2 separate regions of the Homo sapiens genome follow, and region 2 is linked to region 1. The links are chromatin contacts, found by Hi-C or POLR2A ChIA-PET in ENCODE. All regions are on one chromosome and are shown on one strand. The core of a region is the stretch at or near the end of the contact, and the rest is flanking DNA. Distances in the headings are between cores, read along the strand shown.

What was found. A loop is a pair of places that touch in the nucleus more often than their neighbours do. ChIA-PET counts read pairs that join two places held with the same protein, here RNA polymerase II (POLR2A).
Region 2: a loop to region 1 is called in a map of breast epithelium, with 31 times the contacts of the local background. The contact joins the enhancer-like site here to the promoter of SLC12A5-AS1 in region 1. A Hi-C loop is called at or near these places in 1 of 168 maps with a recorded cell type or tissue (breast epithelium). POLR2A ChIA-PET finds 5 or more read pairs at or near these places in 1 of 52 experiments (GM12878).

Annotation. Positions count from the first base shown.
Region 1 is chr20:46,020,454-46,023,463 of GRCh38, forward strand. It overlaps SLC12A5-AS1 (SLC12A5 and MMP9 antisense RNA 1), which reads right to left and starts at 1,620. Exons shown (of 3, transcript NR_147699.1): 1 at 1,071-1,620. It also overlaps a transcript of SLC12A5 not described here. RefSeq lists silencers at 1,131-1,290, 1,311-1,670.
Region 2 is chr20:48,722,088-48,725,097 of GRCh38, forward strand. All of the region lies in intron 5 of PREX1 (phosphatidylinositol-3,4,5-trisphosphate dependent Rac exchange factor 1), which reads right to left. Among named protein-coding and RNA genes, the nearest start is that of PREX1, 100 kb to the right of the region's middle. RefSeq lists enhancers at 346-395, 486-555, 578-1,478, 596-675, 1,358-1,528 and a cis regulatory region at 1,443. Within about 2 kb of position 1,421, at least 26 of the 41 ENCODE cell types and tissues checked have a DNase peak (open chromatin) inside an H3K27ac peak, as active enhancers do; they include GM12878 and breast epithelium, where a contact is called at or near this core.

The DNA.
Region 1 (3,010 bases), core at 370-2,869:
TTTGGTAGATTCCAATTTGGGGCTATTATGAACAATGCCCCTATGAACATTCATGGTAAATGTCTTTTGGTGATCACAAGTAGTCATTTCTTTCGGGTATATACCTAGGAGAAAAACTGCTGGGTTGAAGGATATGTGTACGTTCACCTTCAGTAGATGTTTCCAAATAGTTTCCCAAAGTAGTTTTTGCCTAACTACACTCCCACCAGCAGTGTGTGAATTGCCAGGATTTCTCCTTGACTTCACTCTTATGGTCACGTGTCACATCCGATCCATCAGTGGGTCCTGATGGTTTCACTTTCAAAACCTAACTGGAATCAGACAACTGCCACCACTCTAGTCTGGCTGTCATCACCCCCCAGCTTGGGGTCTGCAGGAGCCTCCTAATTAGATTTCCAGCTTCTACTCTTGCCATTCTTTAGTTGAACCTTCGCCCAGCAGCCAGAATGATCCTGTTAAATTATAAATTGGATCACATCATTCCCCTGCTCAAAAAATCCAGGATCCTCCCCAAAGCCTTCAGAAGACCACATGATCTGCCCTTCTCTCCTCCCTCATCTCCAGTCACTCTCTTCTCCACTCACTCTCTTCCAGACACAATGGCCTTGCTGTTTCTTGGACAGTCGGGACTCCTTCTCACTCCAAGGCTCTGCATTTGCTGTTTCTTCTTCTAGAGAACTCTTCCCCCTAGATCTTTGCATAGCTGGCCCTTCTCATCAGTGAGGTCTCAGCTCAAATACCACATCTTCTAGGAGGCCTTCTCAGGCCACCCCTAAAGTAGTCCTCCCTCTTACCCATTATCCCATGGCCCTAGTTTTAAACATACATCCAATCTCAAATGATCTCATCTATGCATTTGCTCACTTATAATCTTTTTCTCCTTATTAGAATTTAAGCCACTTGAGGGCAAGAAGCCAGTGGATCTCATCCACCGACGTATCCCTCGCACCATTGACCGAAACACAGGAGCGCTATCGACATGTGCCGAATGAATGAATGAATGAATGAATGAGCCCCAGGTGTTTAGGAGACCCTAACAGAGGTGCCCCCGTTGTAGGGACGACTCTCACCTGCAGATGGCCTCCTCAGGCCCTTCGGGTGGCACTGGGGAGCCCAGGGCCTCCCAGCGAAGTGGCCAGATTCAGGAACCCTTCGCACAGCGGGCACTAGGACCCTGCGCGGCGCCGCGTCTCGCGGGGGGCGGGCGGGCGGAGGGGGTTGGGGGATCCGCTCTTTCTCCCTCCTAGAGCCTGGTTGCAGCCACTTGTGCGATCCCGGACCTTGCCGCGGCCGCCTGGCTCCTTTCCGCGCCATGAGCCGCAGGTTCACGGTCACCTCGCTGCCCCCCGCAGGGCCCGCCAGAAGCCCTGACCCAGAGTCCCGCCGGCATTCGGTCGCAGACCCCCGCCACCTCCCGGGGGAAGACGTCAAAGGTAGAGGCCGCAGGGGGCGGGGCCTGCCAGGGCCGGGCGGGACGAGGGGGAGGGGCCGGGGCGGACCGTCTGTTGAAGGGGGCAGGGCCAAGACCGGGGGCGGGGAGGGGTCCCAGCCCTAGGCCTGAGAGGGGAATGGAGCCAGGACTAGGAAACCAAGGGGCCGGGGCCGCGGAACGCAAAGTGTGGAGGGGGAGGGGCCAAACGCGAGGTGGGCGTGGCCACGAGGGAAAGGGGTGGGGCCAGGGAAGGGGTTTGGACGGAGGCGAAGGGGGCGGGTCTGGTGATGGAAAGGCCGGGGTCAAGGTGGAGAGTAGGCCGTAGGGCACTAAAGGGGCGGGGACATCTCGAGTAGGGAGCGGGACCAGAGTGAGGAGGTGGAACTAGGGAAAAAGGGGGCTGTGTGTTGAAGGGGGATGGTCAGGAGCCCCTAAAGGGGAGGCGGCGGGACTAGGTTGGTTTGGGGTCAGGAAAGGGCGGGACTAGTAGGGAATGAGTTGGGCCAGGAGGATGGGAGTGGGGCCTGGGAGGGGGGTGGGGTCGAGGGCGGGAGGAAAACTGAGTCAGGGTTGCCGAGGCAGGTGCCAGGTCAGCGGGTCCTCGGTGCCTGGCGGATCCTCCAATCCTCTAGCTCCCTGGAGGCTTAGCGGACAGCGACTGGGGATCCCGGGAAGGAGACGGGAGGCAGGGAAGTTAGTATGGATCCTGGGCAGCGAGATTCAGGGAGGATGCCGTAGGGTCGCTGATCCCGACTCTTGGGGACCCACTTAGCTCCTTGTCTGCTCGAGCTCCGTAAGGGTTGGGAGGAGCCAGCTCAGGCGGGGTTGGGGGCGTCTTCCTCGCGGGCCCTGTGCAGGGTCTTGTAATGGAAGTTACACGCAGGGCACAGAGTATAGGGGAGGGGAAAGATCCTTCTGGCCTTCGGTGGAGAAGTAGCATCCTGGGCGCGTGCACAGTCTCCCCTCAGGGGGCACTCATCAGGGGTCCTCTCCCTGGCTCTGAGGCCCTCGGGTCTGGAAGGAACAAGGCGAATCGGCTTGTAGTGGCCCCAGCGAGGGGAGGAGGAGGAGGAGGAGGAGGAGGAGGAGGAAGAGGAGGAGGAGGAAGAGGAGGAGGAAGAGGAGGAGGAGGAGAAGGAGGAGGAGAAGCCTCCCCAGACCGCCAGGGGTCGCTGCCGAGCCGCAGGTGAGCTCGCCCCGAAGCAAACCCAAGCGCCGAAACCCCTAGAGTAACCCTTAGGGGGTTATCTGGCGGACCTCCTCATTGTACAGATGACCAAATTGAGGCCTGGAATTCCGAATGGCCCCAGTCCCGGGAACCGAACGCCTCCTGGTTGTGGCCACTTGGATTTCTTGGGCTCCTTCCACTCTTCATCTTTCTCATAATCTCTTTTCTCATTTTCATGAATGACCTTACCAGCCTCCCAGATTTGAAAGTAAGAAATTCTGGAGCCATTCTCAACCCTTCCTTTTTTCTTTCCAGCAAATCCAACTGATCCCCACGTCTTGGCCATTCACCTCTGAAACTTATCCTGAATCTGGCAGCATCGGTCCCCCCTCTGTCATCATCGCCCTGCT
Region 2 (3,010 bases), core at 171-2,670, 2.7 Mb after region 1:
CCGGGCTGAAGTCATCCAGGTGGAAACGGAGTTTAAGGCCATGGGAATGTCCACACAAATCCTGTACATGGACCTTCAGAGCAACATGACTCACAATAGCCAGAAAGTGGAAACGACCCAAATGTCCATCAGCTAATGAGTGCATAAACACAACGTGGTCCAGCCACACAACGGAAGATGATTCAGCCACAAAAAGGAAGGAGGCACCGACACGCTCCAATGTGGCTGAACCTTGAGGACATGAGCCTAAGTGAAGCCAGCCAGGCACGAAAGACCAGCACTGTGTGATTCCACTTGGAGGAAATATCCAGAATAGGTGAACTGACAGAGGCAGAAAGTAGACAAGTGGTCGGCAGGGGCTGGAGGAGGGGAGGATGGACAGTAAGTGTTTATAGGTCTGGGGTTTCTTTTGGGGGTGACAGAAATGTTCTAAAATTATTGTGGTAATGGTTGCACAACCCTTGAGTATGCTTTTTTAAAAAAGGCCACAGAGTAGATAAGGCCACCACAGGAGCAAGTCTAGATGGGTAAACAAACGGCCAGAGGACTAAGCCCAGGGCCCATCTCTCCTCAGAGGCCCCGGAGATGAGGAAGCAGCAAAGGAGACCAAGATCAAGCGGCCAGAGAGCTGGGGGCAAAGGTGGCAACTGCCCCCTGAGACAGGGTATGTCCCCTGCAGTCAGCCCCAGGATGTCCCCTGCCACACACTCCAAGCTCCTGCAGGGCCCAGCCCAAGTCTGGAAGCTCCAAGGGGCAGGGCCCGGGTCTGTCTTGTTCTCAGCTGTGGACAGTGAGCAGCGACACAGATGTGTGCATCACCAGGAAATAACTAAGAAGATCAGTGACAGTCAGGCCCCCCACCGGCACCAGCCAGCTGTGCACCAGGGGCATTACCCCAAACCTGAATCATTCCCCTGGCAACGTGAATGGAAAAGTCAACAAAGCCTGAAATGCCAACTGCCTATCCTGGGCCTCGGCTGAGGAGTCGAGATAGAATGTTCCAGCTATTCTTAGGCAACGTTCAAGTTCAGCTTTTGGGGGCTGTTCCCAAAAAGGCTTTCATTCTCGCCTCTTCCCTCTTCCTACCCAGGCTCCTCAACATTGTGTGCCCACCCCAAGTGGGAGTTCAGCTCAAACAAGAGGGCTCAGAGGGCCACGGGGACCCCTGCAAGGGCATCTGAATCTGGAGAAGCCAGAGGGGGTGGGCTGGGGGGTTGAGCTCAGCTGCTTCAAGTTCATGGGATCATCTTTGAAAATCCACTGGAAAATGTGACAGAAAGAAGGAACTCCGGAGGTGGGGGGGACAGAATTCCCCTGAGCCCCGGGTGTTTGCTGATGCAAATGTTCCCGCTCTGGGGCCAAAGGCCGGACACACTGAGGAGTTCTGTCAGGCGGGGAGCAAGGCATGGCCCCAACGGGAGTCTAAGGCCCTGCTTGTTCTCTCCCAAACAGCACCCCCCACCCCACAATCTCCTACTTGATAAACACAGCTAGAGACCAAGGAAACAAGGCGTGCCCCGACGGAGCGCAAGTGGGCAGAGTAAACAGCCGTCTGGCCAGGAGAGCAAACCGCAGCCACCCCATCGCTTTTCCTGCGGGCCATTTCCTCCACGGGTCGCCGGGCGGTTCTGCCCCTGCTCTCTCTGTTCTCCTGGGAATCCAGAGCCCAGGAATCCCACCAGACCAAACTCTGGCCCCTGGGGAGATGGGAACAGGCCTCAGAAATGCCTGGGCCTCACATCGAGCCTAGAGTCCACCGTACACACAGGTCCAGCGACACCATGTGTTAAAATATGTCACGGAAGCTGCAGCTCCAAGTGCCTGCTGGAACCCAGACTTTCGCAAGATCCAGAAACCAAACCTCAGTTCAGCTCTGGGCCATGGCTGCTGGTTCTTCTTATGGGTCAGATGTTCAAGGTTTTGAAACGCAGAGAAGAAGGACACTGGCCTCAAAACACAGAGCCACCGACCTTAGACGCCATTTAGGGAACTGAGAAGGGCAGCATCGCTGACACTCCAGCACTTTGGCAGTTTAACTCCCCAAAATCCTTCTCAGCAGGCAGTAGAGCCATATGGTTAGGGGTGGTCCTCTGGAATCAGAATGCCCGGGTTCTAATCATGATTCTACTGCTTATCTACTACGTGGCCTTGGAAAGGCCACTTCCTTTCTCTGTGCCTCAGCTGCCCCATCTCCAAGAGGGGGCTAATCACAGTGCCTACCTTGCTGAGTTGCCGTTAGAACTAAGTCCATGCTTACTTGTCATAACAACCCCGTAAGTACCATTAACATGAACCCTATGTTTCAATGAGAAACTGAGGCACAGGGACGGATAGTGACTTGCCCAAGGTTACACACTCGTAAATGACAGAGAAATTCAAATCCAGACTGCTTATGGCTGCAACGGCTGACTCTCATCCAGGGGTCAGCACATTTTTGCTGTAAAGGGCCAGATGGTAAATATTTTAGGCTCTGCTGGCTACATCCACTCTCTGCTACATATTCTTCTGGGGTTTTGCTTGTTCGTTTAACAAAGCTTTTAAAAAAAAGAGTAAACATCATTCTTAGCTCATAGGCTGTATAAAAACAGGCCATGGGCTATATTTGGCCCAGAGGCCACAGTTTTGCCCACCCTGTCTCTAACCACTACAGTACACTGTCTCTTAATGCTGGTAGCTAATCCAAGTTCGAAAGACACATCACACAGATCACACAAAGCACATCTGCAGGCCCGATTTGGTCCACAGGCTACCAGTTTATAAGTTTCACCTGAAGCTTCTTCCACAACCAGGTGAAGACCTGAGCTACAGCATTTCTAAGACCTATCTAGGGATCGAAGCCATGGCAACAACAAGTGCTGAAGTTCCTTTCGAGATTGCTGGGAGAGATCAACAGCAGGAGCAGACCAGAGGAGGCATGGGAGAGCTGCGTCCCACCCCCACGGCTGCGCACAGCAAAGTCCTGTGTTCGTGGGCAGAGCTGATGGCCCCAGGGTCTGGCCCAGTTCAGAGG